2 separate regions of the Homo sapiens genome follow, and region 1 is linked to region 2. A link is an interaction called in ENCODE POLR2A ChIA-PET data of the cell type or tissue named here. Cell type or tissue: Caco-2. All regions are shown on one strand. Links, peaks and the distances in the headings refer to the core of each region. The heading gives the core; the rest is flanking DNA. Region 1 overlaps DLGAP1 (DLG associated protein 1). Region 2 holds the start of DLGAP1-AS2 (DLGAP1 antisense RNA 2).

What was found. ChIA-PET counts read pairs that join two places held together with the same protein. Peaks named below come from ENCODE experiments on the same cell type or tissue, not always from the same donor. Only the 100,000 strongest peaks of a DNase experiment are listed, where the experiment ranks them.
Region 1: POLR2A ChIA-PET joins it to region 2 with 10 read pairs; 3 of 35 experiments call an interaction of 5 or more read pairs at or near these places.

Annotation. Positions count from the first base shown.
Region 1 is chr18:3,966,704-3,975,948 of GRCh38, reverse strand. The region is part of intron 3 of DLGAP1 (DLG associated protein 1); the gene reads left to right. The region is part of intron 1 of DLGAP1-AS4 (DLGAP1 antisense RNA 4); the gene reads right to left. Among named protein-coding and RNA genes, the nearest start is that of DLGAP1-AS4, 9.0 kb to the right of the region's middle. In Caco-2, for the core only: no CTCF peak of the experiment used is centred there; no DNase peak of the experiment used is centred there.
Region 2 is chr18:3,598,834-3,608,078 of GRCh38, reverse strand. The region is part of intron 7 of DLGAP1 (DLG associated protein 1); the gene reads left to right. DLGAP1-AS2 (DLGAP1 antisense RNA 2) reads right to left here and starts at 4,342. Exons shown (of 3, transcript NR_119377.1): 1 at 3,864-4,342; 2 at 1,439-1,525. RefSeq lists enhancers at 1,938-2,007, 3,286-3,355, 3,733-4,526, 3,552-4,751, 4,527-5,321 and 1 more. In Caco-2, for the core only: no CTCF peak of the experiment used is centred there; DNase peaks (open chromatin) are centred at 2,933, 3,150, 3,859 and 4,958; H3K4me3 peaks cover 3,554 bases.

The DNA.
Region 1 (9,245 bases), core at 459-8,458, 370 kb before region 2:
CCTTAAACACTGACTTCCCATTCCCTCTCCCCCAGGCCATGGTAACCACTATTCTACTTTCTGACTCTATGAATTTGATTTCTCTAGGTACCTCATGTAAATTAAATTATACAATATTTGTGTTTTTGTGACTGGCTTATTTCACTTTGCACAATGTCTTTGAGGTTCATCCATGTCGTAGGATGTGTCAGAATTTCCTGGCTTTTTAAGGCTAAATAATATTCTATTCTATATGTACATCACATTTTGTATCCATTCATTCTTCTTAGGGCACTTGGGTTGCTTCACTTTTTGGCTACTGTAAATAATGCTGCCATGAGCATGGGTGTACCAATATCTGTTTGAGTCCCTAGTTTCTATTTTTTGCAGTATATACCCATAGTGGGATTGCTGGATCATACGGTAATTCTGTGTTTAATTTTTTTAACAACCACCAAGCCATTTTCCACAGTGAGTGCGTTCAAGGGTTCCAATTTCTCCACATCTTTGCCAACACTCACTTTCTGTTTCTTTCAATAATAACCATCCTAACAGGTGTGAAGCGGTATCTCACTGTGGTTTTGATTTGCGTTGCCCTAATGATTAGTGATGTTGAACATCTTTTCATGTATTGATGGGCCACTTGCATATCCTGTTTGGAGAAAGGTCCATTCAATTTCCTTGCCCATTTTTGATGGGGATGTTTGTTTTGTTAGTGAGTTGTATGAAGTGTTTGTTTTGCATATGTATTTATATATATAATTTTTATTTTTAATTGTAATTAAAAAACACATAAAAGTAACCATCCTTACTTTCTTTGAGTGTACAGTTCAATAGTGTTAAGTACCTTCACATTGTGGTGCAACAGATCTCCAGAAATCTTCATCTTGCAAAACTGAAACTCTGTACCCATTAAATAACAACTCCCCATTTATTTCCCCTTGCCCAGCCCCTGGCAATCACCATTCCACTTTCTGTGTCTACGAATTTGACTACTTTAGTTACCTCATATAAGTAGAATCATACAGGATTTGCCTTTTTGAGACTGATTAATTTTTATTTTTATTTTTTTTTTATGTCCTCAAGGTTTATCCATGTTGTACTATATGACAGGATTTCCTACCTATGTAAGACTGAATAATATTCCATGCTATGTATTGCTTTTATATTTTTTATTTATAAATTGTAAAATACTACTCATCGGTGTGAGTCTTATACTGTCCTCTTCCCTGTTTCAATCACCTAAAACCTCCTTTTTATGTTAGGTCTTTTGACATTGAATGTTTTCAATGTCATACTCCCATTTACCTGATTAATAATAAGTTCTTTATGTTTCACTTTTAACCAAAGCAGGAACACCAGGGCAATTAGTCCAGTAAAGAAGAAAAGCAAACAGTGGCCATGCTGAGAGTGAAGCAAACCCATGATATATTCATGGAAAAGCTGGACTTTTTCTCTCCTCAGAAAGTGAGATCTTTTTGTGTGAAGAACTATTGAAATCTGAAGCTTCCCTTAGGAAGTTAAAAGTTCTTTTGAAAATATTTAAAAGCCCTGAATTAAAAGATCTTAATACAGTCACACATGCAATACAACTACATTTAGGTCACGGATGAATTGCCTGTAGGACGGTGGTCCCATAAGATTATAATAATGTGTTTTCGAGATCAGGAGATTGAGACTATCCTGGCCAACATGGTGAAACCCAGTCTCTACTAAAATACAAAAAAATTAGCCAGGTGTCGTGGTGGGCACCTGTGATCCCAGCTACTCGGGAGGCTGAGGCAGGGGACTCACTTGAACCCAGGAGGCGGAGGTTGCAGTGAGCCGAGATTGCGCCACTGCACTCCAGCCTGGCGAGGGAGTGAGACTCCTTCTCAAAAAAAAAAAAAATAAAAAGTGTCTTTACTGTGCCTTTTCTATGTTTAGATAGGTTAGATACACAAATACTTCCCACGGTGTTACAATTGCCTACAGTATTCAGGACAGTCACGTGCTGTGCAGATCTGTAGCCTAGGAGCGATGGGCTCTAGCATATAGCCTGAGAGTGTGGTAGGCTATGCCGTCTAGGTCCATCTAAGTCCACTCTGCATTCACACAAGGACAACAGCAGCACATGTTCTCAGAACATATCCTCATTGTTCAACTGTGCATGACTCTACAGTATTATCTTCTCCTGTGTTTTCCTTGTGAACCCTCAGCTGGTTAACATGGATCCCGAGCCCTGGGCCTTCCCCGGAACTTTCTAGCCTAGATTTAGTTTGTCAGGTTTCAGAAAGAATAAAATTATCTAAAATTGAGGGAAAAAAATTGGCAGGCAATTTGGAAAAGACTCTCAGTTGGCCTGCCAACAACACTGGCAGAAGAAATGTAGTCGAGTTAGAATCCTTCCAGCATGTTCCCTAGGGGATGCTCACACAGGAACCACAGGTGAAATAGGGAAGTCCCTGGCTCCTAAAGCCTAAGCAGGAACCATATACTCCACCACTCCCCTCCTGAAGTGAAATTGAGTCCCAAACCAGGAGTAACAGGAGCACAAAGGTGACGGAGCTCATACAAACTGAGATGAATTGCAGCTTCCAGGACGGAAATGACTAGTAGCTTATTATTTGTCATTGGCTCCAGATAAATCTTACAACCTGATTAAAAGCAAATGTATTGACTTTTTTTTTTTTTTTTTTTGGCTATGGCTATTCTGACTATTCTCTTTTACTGAAAATGGTTTTTTTCTAATTAGATAGCAGCAGCCTGAAGGTAGGACCATCTTAGTTTCTGTGTTCCTTATAGAATCTAGGAAATTATTTTGTACATTGTAAGTATTCAATAAAGATTGGATTACTCAACTTGAATAAAAACAAGCAGATGATAATACCTTAATAGTCCCAGAATTAAGTTTCTTTGGACAGTGATTTGTTGATATTTTTAAATTAGCTATTAGACACAACACCCTGCAGCAAAAAGGCTTTGCTTACTTGAGCTCACGCTTGTTATCCTTTTGGAGTCTGAAGCCTAATTAATGTAGAATAGAGCCTCTTTTAGAATAAAAGTCCTCTGCCCTATGGGCTTATTCTTTGGGTCTCTAAACACAGATTGGGGAACAGAAAAGAAAGTCTTTTGGCTTCAGGCTAGGGATAGGCACCTCCCCGCCCATCTGCCTCTCAGTGTTGCTGGCCAGGGCAGGGGGAGCTAGTGTGATTTGCCCAAACCTCCCTCCCTGAGGTGTCATGTTGCTGTGATGGTGTCACAGGAGTCTCAGGAAAGCTGAGAGCTCAACATAACAAAGTTCCTACGTGGACAGTGGTGCTCAATAGTTGCTTCTTAAAAAATAGATTAGTTAGGACTATCGGATGCCAGGGACTGAATCTAGTCACTTAATAATCAGGTTCCCACAGATCTACTTATCTATATCCCAAACACTGTATAATTCTAAAACTATGAGAAAGAAAGAAAGAGAGAGAGAGAGAGTGTGTGTGTGTGTGACTCAACTGCCTCAAACACACCAAGGAAACATGTTTGAATATAAATAACTGAAGACAGAAAAGACAGAATGAATCAACCAGAGGACTAGGGAGAGTTATATATAAACTGATATAGATAGATATAATTTTTTAAAATTATTTTTAAATAGAGACGGAATTTTGCCATGTTGCCCAGGCTGGTCTCGAACTCCGGGCTTCAAGTGATCCTCCAACCTTGGCCTCCAGAAATGCTGGGATAACAGGCATGAGCCACCATGCCCGGCCTAGTGATATAATTTTTTTTTATATAGGCCTTGAGGTGTTGTATTTTTTATAAGAGGTATTATATAGTTTATAAACTCATAAAAAATTTAAAAACAAGGTAAACTGTAATATTTTAATTGAAAACACTTCTTTAGTTATATCCTTGAAAACTGAAACCTTACACATTACAGGATTGTTATCTTGTTAGTTGGACACCGTTAAATGACCAAAGCTATTCATGGTCTCCTGATGAGAACCCAAGTAAAGAGTCTTCCCTTAGTTAATTCACAGGATCCTCCCTTACTCAACTGGACCAGCACTTTACAGTTGCATAAAACCCTGGTTTTGAGTTTTTCTTGTCCCTCAATATTCACTAAGGCTGTCATGAAAATTATTATGCTTATTAAAATAAAACTCCATGGATTGCTTAATGAAAGATACTTAAGAATTTGCCAGGTTTAAGTTTTATTGCTATTTAGAGAACAAGATTTTCTAAACCTATTGCCCTGTGACTCTTCAAAACCATCAGCCAGGAATTCTTTTTGGATACACTGATATTTCTCTATGTTATCCTTAGTACAGCTTAGCTTACCAAAGGATAGATGGACAAAAGAGTCTTAAAAGTTAAGTCTTGGAACAATATAAAATGCAGTCTGCAAACACTTGGGGGTGCATCATACCAGTCAATTACACATACCAATACTTTTTTAGAAAAAACAAAAGAATAGAATAGGCAAAATACATTGGACTTATTTACAAAACATGTTTCAGGTATACATGCACACATATGTGATATTATGTCATATATATGTTAGCATACATTTTATAAATGTCTTATGTATGTATTTCCCTGTATATATACTGGTTAGGATGTAAAATTTGTTACCATCGGTAGCAGTCAAAAAAAATGTTAAGCCACTGATTTAGAGGACTTAATTCTAAACTAATGGAAAGCAGTTAGCATGAAAAGAACTCCTACCTCTGAAAAGAAATAATAGAAACTACCATCACAAACTGGTCAACAATTTACTGCAAAGTTCTTGCCAGAGGCCAGAGTCTGGTTCATTCTCTAGGTCAATGCTACAGACTGAAAGCTGGGTGGAGAAAAGCGACCTTGAGGTTGTGCTGTAGCTACCGAAAGAAGGCAGGCAGAGGGAGCTGTTCTTTGGTTGCAATAACCTGGAATAGATGTGGGGTGCTAGAGGGGGACAGATGTGAAACTGGAAGGTGGTTCCAGCTGTCTCAATGCTTGATTAGGCCTTAAATCTCTATTCCAGCATTTCCCACTTCTGGAAATAAATGCATACCTAGCCCAGAGACAAGGGTGGAAGCAGACCTCATAGGCCCAGGATGCAGGGCTCCTATGGGGACCTCAGAACTAGGGCAGGGGCTTATATTTTATTCTTGAATCCCAGTTGATATTAAAGTGGATTTCAGTTCAATTAGGGGGAAGAAACCCTTTTGCTTCCAGATTTTTAATGTTAATATTAATGTCAAGATATCTCTAATATGATTTAGTAATAACATATCCTTCATTCTAAATTTAGTACCTGTTTGAGAATTAATTGATTAAAAACTAAGAGTGAAACTGTATTACTATTTTGCAGTCTAATATGGGGCAAGATGTTTATCTTCTTTGTTTCTCTTTATTTTTTAGATTTTCTAGAAGATGTACTTCTTGATGAGGCCAACATTTCTCTCTCATGTCCCACACATTTCTATTATATATTTGCTGTAATTTGTAGCACTCACATTTGTTGTAAAATCGCTTTTGACAGTGTATTTGAGTTAAAGTACAAAGGTTCATTACCAAAGCTCTCTTTCTTTGGAGAGCTTTTTATTATTAGTGCTACAAAATTGATCCTAATGGCTTCAATAAGAATACTGGGATGAAATTGTTTTATTTTCTTTTCCTTTGTTTCTAGTTGTCATATTGTCATGGAACTCCGAGGTTTGAAAATATGCAAAGAATTCATCTCATTTATTCTCTATGAGATTTAAAACTAAAACTCTGATTATTTAGCCAAAATAAAATTCAATAAAATCATATTTTTATATGAAAGAAGAGAATGATGACAAGGGAAATTGCAGGAGTACAATGGTAGTCAACTCATCTTAAATTTTGCATTTTCATTTTTGTAATACGTTTGCTTCATGTTGCTCTGGAAAACTGTGTTCTGTTGCTTTACCTACAAAGACAAACATTAATCAAACTTACCACTAGTATTAAGCACTGATTAAACACCCACATCGTAACACAACAAATCTGCTGACTTCTGTTCGTGTGCTTTCCATCTTAACACACAGACACAGACAGGACTGATAGTCTTAAGAAGGCCCTTTATCAGAAGTATTTAATCCTAGAGTCTTTTCCTTTACATATTCTATTCAAGAAAGGCCCTTTACGTGAAACACATTAAAAAATTATATAAGGATCATCGCTGGCTAGAGCCTCCTTAACTGCAAGCTGACAGACATAGAATAGTTGGCAGAAGGAAGCTGGCACTCTTATTAAGGGCCTAATTTTGATTTTGCATAATCTGTGGATAGTCACTACTAAAATAAAATACTGAAGAGCTGCATCTGTGCTAATTTCTTTGGTAGGATTTTTTTTAAGAATAGACCGAAATCGTGAAACTGCTATAACTTGGGCCACAGTTTTTCTGCAAGGACAGGTACTTCTACTTTTTTCTGGATCTCTTTTACAAATAAGGTCTTAAACCACTGTCTTTCTGTGTATATCTATTTTGTTTCGAGAACAAGCACCCTTTTCTCTTTAATATTCTTTTCCTACGGCTAGAATGGGTCAGCGGTGTAATACACTCAGTCAACGCCTAATTGAGTAAAATGTGACAGAACGTTTTGCAAAAACCAGTGGTAACCGTAGGAGACCTCACTGTTTTTCTCTGCCACTTAGTCTTCAAGAAGGAATGACTAAAAGTTGTATTTCTTTTCAGATGACAATTATTGGTGTGTTGATTGACTACATGATCATTAGTGAGATTTCTAGTATATTGTTTTTAATAGAATTGCTGTAAAATTTGGCAGATGGAAGTTCGCATAGTTTGACCTGGAAAGTTGAACTACTTCAATCTTCAAATTTTTCCTTGTAAACTCTTTCATAGTAGCAAAATAATCATAATTTTCTTTGAATATTGTTAAGGAAAATAGTATTTCTCTTTCAGAATATACATCCTATGTCCCCAGTGCTGTTCATTCATTAGTTAACTTCTTTCCTTTGTTGTCTCGCTGGTCTCTTGCCACCTGCAAAATGTCTTTTAAAAGAAAGTTGGAGAAAGAATGCCGTGTCATTTTTCTTCAAAAGAAATCAATAGTTTTGTTTGTTACCAGGTCCTCTTAATTATATTTCTCTTCTTGTTGCTAATTATTTTGATTATTAGTTCCACATAGCTGGGCAGGGACAAGGAAGAAAAAAATAAACCTCCCTTGCATGGTATTACTTATTAGCTGTTCCAATAAAAGTTTGATTGGGTATGATGATTCACAGTTTTCAGGAAAGGCATTTTCTTTGAATTTCAATTACCTCCACTTGTTCTAAATAATATTTGCACAAATAATTGAATATTGGTTTGAAATCAGCCTCCAAATATTACTGTGTTCTCTCTAAAACTTCATCAAACTGTGATCTGTCTTTTGAAAGCCAGGAATACAAATATAAAGATGTTAACTATTTAAAACTTCCGTGATGGTCTGTTTGGGTAAAGAGATTGCACAAAATATGTTTTTCAGTAACTTTCTGTGTTTTCAAGTTTTTTTTAAGGTGTATAGTTAGCCATTTTATTCAGCAGGTCTTAGTTGAGTGCCTGCCATGAGCTAATGACACACTGATTAATAGGGATAGAAAGGGAACAAGATAGACAAGTGCTAGAAATTTTACTGCATAAAATAAAAAGTGGAGATCAATAGCTGCGTAAAAATGATGTGAAATTGGGGTAAGATCTAGCGTTGCCTTTTAAGATGAAAGAGTATCTTAGCATATTTAAATATTAAAGGAAAGATACTAAGGGTCAGTGAAGGATTTAAGATACAGGAGAAAGAAGTGGGGCAGGGTGAGGTCCCAGTAAATTTATGCTCAGATTAGAGCAGTTATGTCTCCTTCATCTAAACATGATCAAAAGCAGAAAGATGTGATAGAGCTAGTTACATATTCTGGATTAGTGTCAGGAAGTTTTTCCAATAACTTATTTTATCTGTGAAGAGTAAGCAGTAAGATGATTTATTGGTAGTGATAAGCAAATGGACAAATGAAATGTTCAAAACAGCCACAAGGAGAATGTGAAGGAGTCCTAAGAAGGGAAGTATGGCTTGCCTCTCGGTGTTAGGTGTCCAGTGCAGCTGAGAGGCACACATTTATCCTATATGTGTGTGTGGGGATCAATCTGCATAGTTGGGTGATTTTCTCAGAAGCCCTTAACAGTTATACTTAGTTGTGGAAATACATAAACTCGAATTTTTAAAAATAGCTCCACATAGTCTGAAGCCAAAAGTAGAGTCAAATGCTCTTTAAGACAAAATAACCAAGTATGGGCTTCAGAAATGAAACAGAGAGTGATCAATACTACCATTACATCTGTTTTACACTTTCTCTTTAGAGACTATAATGTTTAAATGGAGCTTAAATGACAGCTCTGCAGAGGACAGCCTGCTCTCCTCCTTACCAGTGGTTCTCAAATTTCAGCCGGCATCAGTCACCTGCAGGGATTGTTAAAACTCAGGTTCCTGGGCCTCAACCCCAGAGTCTGGGATTCAGTAGGTCTGGGGTGAAGCCCTAGAATTTGCATTTTTAATGAGTTCCCAGGTTCTGCAGAGTCTGTTGATCGCAGTACCACATCTTGAGAATCACTGTTCTAAATAAAACTCTGCAATGCCAGGACAAATATCTGCAAAGGTTAAAGTCACTGTGAGCTCATCAGTTCATAATCTATTTCTCATTCCTTGCTGATTCGCTCAGTGCCTACCACAGTGCCTGGCAGTGCCTGGCTGGAGCCCAGCGACTGTTTTGAGGAAGAAAGATAAGTTAGTATTTATGGAATGCCCTCTACAATGTGGTAGGCACATTCCCTCCACCAATGTAGACAGGCACTGCCATATTTACACAGACATATTAAAATAAGATTAGTCACTCAGCAGTTTGAGCCAGTGGACTAGTCCTTCCTTTTTAAACTACTCTCTTCTCCAGGTTCTGGACTACCTCACCTCCTGGTTTCCCTTCTGCTTCACTGGCCACTTCTCTTAGAAAACCTGGCTTTCTCCTCCTCCTCCTCCTCTCTTGGACCTCAGAACATTGAATGCCCCAAGCAGCTCTTTTCCTGATGACCTTCTCCTCTATTCCTAGATGATCTCATTTAGTCCCAAGGTTTCAGATAACATCAACATGCTGATGTCATCCAAATCTGTTATCTCTAGCTCAGACGTCCCCTCTCACCTCATACTCGTTAATCCAGCTGCCAACTCGGCCTCTCCACTTGAATATCTAATAAACATCTCCAATGTAACAGGTCCAAAACAAAATCCTCACTTACCTCA
Region 2 (9,245 bases), core at 394-8,393:
GCTGGGATTACAGGCCACCACGCCCAGCTGAGCTGGTCTTCTTAGGCCAGTACTTTCTGTGGTCCCCCGATGGCAGCCACAGTTCCAGCATCCCTTGCAGATGACAAAGTCCAGAGGAAGAAAAAGGATGTCCCTGACTTGGGTGGCTTTAAATAGTGAGGTAAACTTTCCCAGAACATTCCCATCCAACCTCCCTTCTCATCTCTTTGTCTGGTAGTCTGGTGAAGATTCAGCCTCCACGTGTAGGGAGGGGCTTAGCCACCCCTAAAACTCACAGCTGTGTGGAAAAGATCAACAGTACTGGGGTCTCATTAGCAAGCAGGATAGAGAGAATGGTTATGAGGAGGCAAACAACCATGTTTGCCACTGGCGTAAAGGCATGCAAAAGGATGGTATGTTCTGGAAATGATAAGCAGCCAGATAAGAAATTGTCAGGAGAAGGTAATAAAATATGCTGCAGCCCAGTTGTAAAGGAGTTACCGGCCAATATTTGGCTGCCTTGTATGGGTCCATGTTCCTTAAGTTTTCAAAGACAGTGAGATATCAAATAATGTTAGATTTTTAGTATTCCTTTTTTATGTGGTAATCATATAAAATTTCCTTCAAAAAACAAATGCTCAAGGCCGGGTGCAGTGGCTTATGCCTGTAATCCCAGTATTTTGGGAGGCTGAGGAGGGTGGATCGCTTGAGCCCAGGAGCTCAAGACCAGCCTGGGCAACAAAACAAAACCCCATTTCTACAAAAAATATAAAATATTATCTGGGTGTGGTGGCACCGGCCTGTAGTCCAGCTACTCTGGAGGCTGAGGCGGGAAAATCACCTTGTTGCAGTGAGCCTGGGTAACAGAACAAGATCCTGTCTCAAAGGAATTAAAAGAAAAATAAAAAAGGTTCAAAACAAAAATTACACGGCAACATACATGGTAATACAAAAATTCCATAATCTAGGCCAGGCGCGATGGCTCATGCCTCTAATCCCAGCACTCTGGGAGGCCGAGGCAGGTGGATCAATCACCTGAAGTCAGGAGTTCGAGACCAGCCTGGCCAGCTTGGCGAAACCCCTTCTCTACTAAAATTAGCCAGGTGTGGTGGCAGGTGCCTGTAATCCCAGCTACTGGGGAGGCTGAGGCAGGAGAATTGCTTGAACCCGGGAGGTGGAGGTTGCAATGAGCCGAGGTCGTGCCACTGCACTCCAGCCTGGGAAACAAGACCGAAAGTCATCTCAAAAAGAAAAAAATTGTAATCTAGTCATGTCATAGCAGTGAAGAAATAATAGTGTGTATAATTCTTATTTATACTTTTTTATAATTACAAAATAATGCAGGTGCTTTTTCAAAATATAGGAAAATTCAGAGAAGCCCAAAGAATAAAGTAAAAATCACCCGTAATCCCATTACGTGGCTGTAACGACTTGATGTCAAAGCTGGGAGCTCACATACATAGTAATTTGGTATAGTTACAATAGTGATTTTCTTTTTCCTTTGTAAGAATCCACTTCAAATTCAGTTTCTTCTTACTATACTTTTCTGTCAAACAAAGCAAAACTACTGGTCAGTGTAGAAGGGGGAAAAGCAACAAATGCATATGATGGCTTATGAAGTACAACATATTACAATTAGGGAAAGAAATAAGTATTATTGCTGTTGTATTTCTGTTTGACTTACTACTCATACAACTGGTTATCTAAGCCCAAACTCTATAATGTAAGGAAGTAATGAAAACGTCTGTCTTTGAGAGCAGCGAATTCTTTAGTGTGGTTCTGGCAGGGGAAGGAAGCGGGGAAGGGTTCTAAGAAGCGGGGCCCAGTTTCATCCTGGCGAGTTGCAGCTTTCTTCCTGAGCGTGGTGACTCGTCAAGGCACCAAGGCTCAGGAATGAGACAGACATTAGAGCTTGTTCTGGTTGGCACCTCTAGGATAGTTTTGTCTGCACACTGTGCCTCTGAGGAATGGCCTCTACAAAGGGTCAGGATGCCAAAATTCTTTAATCTTTCACTTTCATTTTAAAAATGAAATCTGAATATCTCTCCATCTAATAGCAAACCACAGCGAGACCTTTTTTTTTCTTAATGTCCCGACCTGCCTAGGCAGGAATCCATTATGGTTGTTGTTGATTTTAGTGTTTTGTTTGAAGTCTCCTATTTCTTCATGAATTCTCTTTCACACAAACTTGTTAGTGGCACTCAGTGTCCTCGGTAAACTTTTTGGTTTTTGTTTACGGCTAGCTTTTAAAAATCTATAGACAGGCAAAAAAAATCTCCTGCCGCTAAAAAGCTCCGTGACCTTGGAAAAGTCACTTAACCTCTCTGGAGAAAGCTCAAGTTAGAGGGTCAGAGTAGTGGACTGGAGAGGATTTTAGAGATCAGAGTTCTGCCCTTCCTGTTTACAGATCTGACATTCAGAGAGGCCAGAAGTCACAACAGCTTTCTTGAAGTTTTATTATTTTGATTTTTAAGGAAAGGAGTCCAATGAATTTGCAAATTAACGAAGCAGTGTTTGAAAAGAAAATATGCAAGAGATACTTAAGTGTTAAAGGAAACTAAAGCTTTGAGAACTAGAGATAAGATACTTTAAAGTAACTATCCAAATTGGTTTGTAGGCAGCAAACGTTAACTGTGTAAAATGTGGAGCATTTGATGCACCAAGAAATATTTACTGACTGCCCACTTGGAACTTAAAAGTTCAGTTGGGAACCAAGAAGATAATTATAATGTAATAAGTGCTCTGCCTGATTAAAAACTGCTGTGTTCTCATGAGAACTAGGAAAGGCATTCAGAAGGACATTCCTGACGTCTTCTTGGAAGAGGTCGAACGTAAGCTCGTATCTGAAGGAAAAACCAGAGGAAAGAATATCCCTAACGAGGAATCGATTGCACATGCAAACCCAGGGAACTTGATGGGTTGAATAACTAAAGGAAAAGTGGTCAGGAGGAGGCAGAATTCTGAGACCTGAAAAGGGTGAATAGGAACTCTTATCCTGAGGGGAGATTTGTAAACTGCAGACTGACAGGACCTGCTGGAGGGTTTCCACTCTTCCTCTAAGTGTACACAATAGTTTGGAAACAGAAAAGACAGACCCAGTGAGACTAAGTAGAAACGTATTTCTCCAAATATTTTGACCTACAAAATGCATTTTCCCTGTTGCCCAGTATGTACACAGATCCGGGGACACGCACACACAAACTGAAAGAGGTTTCACAACAAGACTTACTTTTTCTACACAGGATGTACGCTGACATTTTCTACCTAACATTTTGCATTTTCTAAATGGTGAAACTGCATGACTCATCTTATTTCACTACCCACTAAGTGACAACTCAGAGTTGGAGAAACCTTGAGTTAAGGAAGTTGCTGTGATACTCCAGAAGATAACATTAAAACTGTAGGATCTAGGGAAGCAGAAAGATGCACAGAAGGATGTGGAATGACTCCACAGGGATTTAAGAGACTGGAGAGAAGGACCCAAAGGAGTGCTTACAGATAATGCTGAGTTTTGGCTTGAACTCGGGGCAGATAAAGGGATCGTGTACTGAGATGGGGAACCTTAAGTGAAAAATAAGGAGGGTAAAGGTATCACCACTTGAGAAATGCCCGATTCTTTTGTGTGTATGTGTGTGTGTGTGTGCGTGTGCGTGTGTTTGTAAACATAAATATGCTCCTTAATTTGAAGTACATCCCAAGAAAAACATGTAACTCCAGAAAATGTCCAAGTTTTATTAAAAGAAGAAGGGAAATGGCAGAAATGGAAAGAAGGGAATCAGTGGGGAGGAAGGAGTGGGCTCTAGCACTTAGGCACAAGACTCCACTTGGAAAGGACAGGCAAGATTCAAATCCCCGAGGGAACAGACAGCCCATATCAGACTCACCTGATGCTTCACTGCAGCTGCCATGGGGCTTTTATAAGCTGGGAATGGGTTAAGCATAGTCCCAGCTGTTCATTCAGCCACGATGTTGGCAGGAGTTAGCTTCTTTACACATAAAGTTGGCATCAAATTTGGAATTCACAATCACTAGTTCACGAACGTCACAGGCATTTCTTAGGCGCTTCTTATATAAATGGAAATACCATTAACTTTCTTCTTCATGCACGCTCTCTGACAGCATCGGGTCAAAGGAACTTTTTTCCTGCCTCTTTTCATAGCTTCCACCGCCCCATCCTTCTTCTAAATCTTTAATTTTGCAAAGCCATAGGGAGTGGTGGTAGCCTGTGGCGAGTTGAAGATTTTGAACAATAGGTGTTTCTGAGCTGGATTTATTGAAAGGGTCTTGTCTGTGTCCTGGGGGAGATTGTAAATGAGATGTCAACAGGAGCTCTTTTGTGTGGATGGCATTCATCCTGAAAGACAGGAATTCCCTTACTGTGCTAGTATTTAAAGTACATTTGTTGCTGCTTTTGCTAAAACTTTTCATCCAACTGCCGGAGCTAACAGCAATGAATGAGTCACTTGGTGTGATTGTAACTTCCTTCCCTCCTTAGCAAAGCAATGACTCAGTCATTTACATTTAGAAAGGAAGGCTCCTAAGAAGATTTCTTGGATTTTCATCAGCTTGAGCCTCTTTTCTTGACCATCACGTGGGCCTGATCTGTCGGCAATCCTGTTAACCCAGGGTGAGGGGAGTCTAGCCGGGCTGCTTTTCTCACTCCCTGGAAAACTTTTTGCTGTTTTGCTCGTTTCTTTTTTAAATCCAAGGAGAAAGACAAACACAATTTCCTGCCTTAAGCCCTTTTCCTTTCTCTCTCCCTCCGCCTTTTTTTTTGTAAAGGACAGGCAATTTCAGTTTACTATAATTACCCTGGGCTGAGGTTTGACTCACTCCACCTTTAGATGATAAGGCAACCGTTTTATTACTTCGCAGCCAGGTGCCTGAGGGTGACAAGACTTGCCTTTATCTGGTGACCTGACAAGGTTATCAGCAACTGCAAATGGGCTGAACCTCGGAGCAGGGACCATCAAAACGCTTCCCTCTCCTTGATCCATTTCCCAACCCTTTATTGGTAATTCATTTCAATCCGAAGACTAGCTCTAGTTTCTGCAAGTTCTTCCGCATTCCTACACCTTAGCTCTGTCCTCTTGTGTTCTCTTTGGAACACAGGCAGCGGCAACAGCAATCTTAATTATGAGCAGTCAGCTGCCCCCATGAGCCCAGAGCACGACCATGAAGTCTCAACCACAGTCCAGCACACAACACGCAGGATATATTTGCGTCCTCTGGCTTAGTCGATTTGCAGTATTTATAGTTGCTTTTTCAGAGTCGATACTTAATAACGTCTTTGACCTATGATGCTAGAAATCCCTCCAAAATAAAATCGTATTGCTTGTATCTTCTATGGTTCCTTTTGAAAACTGGAATATAATCCGCACCAGGAGGCAGTGCTGTGCTGGAGATAATAAACATATCTAGTGCTCGATCTATTTATATCTGCAGTTCATGAATTTATTTGTCTACCAACACAAGTTTCTTTGTTTTTTTTTTTTTTTTTTTTTTTGGACGGAGTCTCGCTCTGTCGCCCAGGCTGGAGTGCGGTGGCGCGATCTCGGCTCCCTGCAAGCTCCGCCTCCCGGGTTCACGCCATTCTCCTGCCTCAGCCTCCCGAGTAGCTGGGACTACAGGCGCCCGCCACCACGCCCGGCTAATTTTTTGTATTTTTAGCAGAGACGGGGTTTCACTGTCTTAGCCAGGATGGTCTCGATCTCCTGACCTCGTGATCCGCCCGCCTCGGCCTCCCAAATTGCTGGGATGACAGGCGTGAGCCACCGCGCCCGGCCAAAACAAGATTATTCTTTAATTCAAACTGTGTTACGTGCACTGTCTCGGTTATCTGGTGGGTGGGAAATGTGGTATAAAAGCATGCATTTTGGGAAATGGTTTCCAAAAAGTGTGTACTAGGCAAAGCTTGAATGAATGAAGGGTGAGAGTACTTGCAGACACACTTTTAGGTCAGTGTCCTGGGCAGCATCAAAGCTGCGCGGCACCCGGCTTGTACATAGCACGGAGCTGCCACCCTGTAGTGCAAAATTATAGTGGGCCAAGGTAAATCATATGTTTTATTTATTTATTTATTCATTCATTTGAGAAGGAGTCTCGCACTGTAGCCCAGGCTGGAGTGCAGTGGCCCGATCTCCACTCACTGCAATCTCCGCTTCCCGGGTTCAAGCGATTCGCCTGCCTCAGCCTCCTGAGTAGCTGGGATTACAGGTACTCGCCACCACGCCCAGCTAATTTTTTTTTTTTTCCGAGATGGAGTCTCGCTCTGTCACCCAGGCTGGAGTGCAGTGGCGTGATCTGGGCTTGCTGCAACCTCCGCTTCCTTGGTTCAAGCGATTCTCCTGCCTCAGCCTCCCAAGTAGCTGGGATTACTGGGGCAGGCCACCATGACCGGCTAATTTATTTGTATTTTTGGTAGAGACAGGGTTTCACCATGTTGGTCAGGCTGGTCTCAAATTCCCGACCTCAAACGATTGGCCCACCTCGGCCTCCCAAAGTGCTGGGATTATAGGCGTGAACCACCATGCCCAGCCGTAGGTTTTATTTTTCTATCTGTGAAGTCGAACTGTAGCCTGAGGGTAGCAGATGGGAAAGGAGGGGTTGGGAAGAGAATGGAAAAGATGAGTTAAAACACACACACACACACACACACACCCTTGCATATGTGAAGTGTTTATCTGTAAGACCACATCAGATTACTCCATTCTGGGCCAGGCGCAGTGGCTCACACCTGTAAACCCAGCATTTTGGGAGGCCGAGGCGGGTGGATTGCTTGAGGTCAGGAGTTCGAGACCAGCCTGATCAACATGGTGAAACCCCATCTCTACTAAAAATACAAAAGATAGCTGGCATGGTGGCAGGTGCCTGTAATCCCAGCTACTTGGGTGGCTGAGGTGGGAGAATTGCTTTAGCCCGGGAAGTGGAGGTTGCAGTGAGCTGAGATCACATCACTGCACTCTAGCCTGAGCCACAGGGTGAGACTCTGTCTCAAAAAATATATATATCTATATATCTATCTATATATCTATATATCTATATATCTATCTATATCTTTATCTCTATATCTATATATCTATATATCTATCTATATCTATATATCTATATATCTATATCTATATATCTATCTATATATCTATATATATCTATATATCTATCTATATATCTATATATATCTATATCTATCTATATATCTATATATATCTATATATCTATCTATATATCTATATATCTATATATATCTATATATCTATATATATCTATATATATCTATATATCTATATATATCTATATATCTATATATCTATATATATCTATATATCTATATATATCTATATATCTATATATATCTATATATCTATATATATCTATATCTCTATATCTATATAGCTATAGATATCTATATAGATCTCTATAGATATCTATAGATCTCTATAGATATCTATATCTCCATTCTGTAATGTATATAGACATCATTCCACACTGTGGAAAGAAACAGTTCAAATCCCCTACCAGGGCCCTTACTACAATTATAATAAAAACGAATAAAAAGAATGTTTCTGGCCAGGCACGGTGGCTCATGCCTGTAATCCCAGCACTTTGGGAGGCCGAGGCAGGTGGATCACCTGAGGTCCGGGGTTCGAGACCAGCCTGGCCAACATGGTGAAACCCCGTCTCTACTAATACAAAAATAAGCTGGGAGTGGTGGCACTACTCGGGAGGCTGAGGCAGGAGAATTGCTTGAACCGGGGAGGTGGAGGTTGCAGTGAGCCGAGATCGTGCGTGCCATTGCACTCCAGCCTGGGTGACAAGAGAGAAACTCCGTCTCATAAAAAAACAAAAACAAGAAAAAAGAATGTTTCTGAGTACAGTGTGTGAATCACATGCATGGTGATGAACTAATGAACATCCAGAACTCCAACAGGAGACAATGTCAGAAGGATTAACAAATCTGACCTTGACCCTGGGCAACATAGTGAGACCCTGTCTTTACAAACAGTTTTTTAAAACTTAGCTGGATGTGGTGGTGTGCGCTTGTGGTTCCAGCTGTTCCGGAGGCTAAAGTGGGAGGTTCGCTTGAGCCCAGGAGTTAGAGGATGTAGTGAGCCATGATCACACCACTGCACTCCAGCCCTGGCAACAGAGCGAGACCCTGTCTCTTTAAAAAAAAAAAAAAAATTGGCTGGGAATGGTGGCTCACGCCTGTAATCCCAACATTTTGGGAGGCCGAGGTGGGCGGATCACAAGGTCAAGAGATCGAGACCATCCTGGCCCACATGGTGAAACTACATCTCTACTAAAAATACCAAAATTAGCCGGGCGTGGTGGCGCCTCCTGTAGTCCCAGCTACTCGGGAGGCTGAGGCAGGGGAATCGCTTGAACCCGGGAGGTGGAGGTTGCAGTGAGCCGAGATCGCGCCACTACACTCTAGCCTGACAACAGAGTGAGACTGTCTCAAAAAACAAAACAAACAACAAAAAACTCTCTGTCCTTGGAGCTGTCTTTTCTTTAAAGACGTGAAACCTTGCACGCCTGTCACCACTCCATTGCCACCCTCCACAGGTGGGCTTAGTTAGCACAGAGCTCCAGAACCTGAGATGCCTCTGAAGGTGGGAGTAGGATGGCATCCTTCTGCCCCAATTCTAAAAGCCACTAGCCAAACTTGACCTCGGAAACTATTTACAGTGCGGTGATGCCACCTCTCCCTGCAGACAAATTCAAGTACTCCATTAAGGGGCGTTCCCCAGACCTTGCTGGGCATGCCCAGATAAGCCTCCTTTTCATCTGCAAAATTGAGATCCTGACTTCCTATGCAGGATTGTTTTTAATTTAATGAGACTATAGGTAAAGCGCCTGGCTTTATTAAACACTCAACCAACGAGGAGGAGGATGGGGGTTTGTGGAGTAAATTGGTATAGATTTTAGTACTGACTTCACAGGTTCCTAGGTTCCTAGACTGTTTTTATTTAATTTTGGCAAATGACAAGTACCTAACAGAAAGGTAGTATTTTAAACACAGTCTTTGCTGGGCGCAGTGGCTCACGCCTGTAATCCCAGCACTTTGGGAGGCTGAAGGGGGCAGATCACTTGAGATCAGGAGTTCGAGACCAGCCTGGCCAACATGGTGAAACCCCCATCTCTACCAAAAAGACAAACATTAGCCGGGTGTGGTGGCGCCCGCCTGTAGTCTCAGGTACTCAGGAGGCTGAGGCAGAAGGTTGCAGTGAGCCAAGATCATGCCACTGCACAACAGCCTGGGTGAC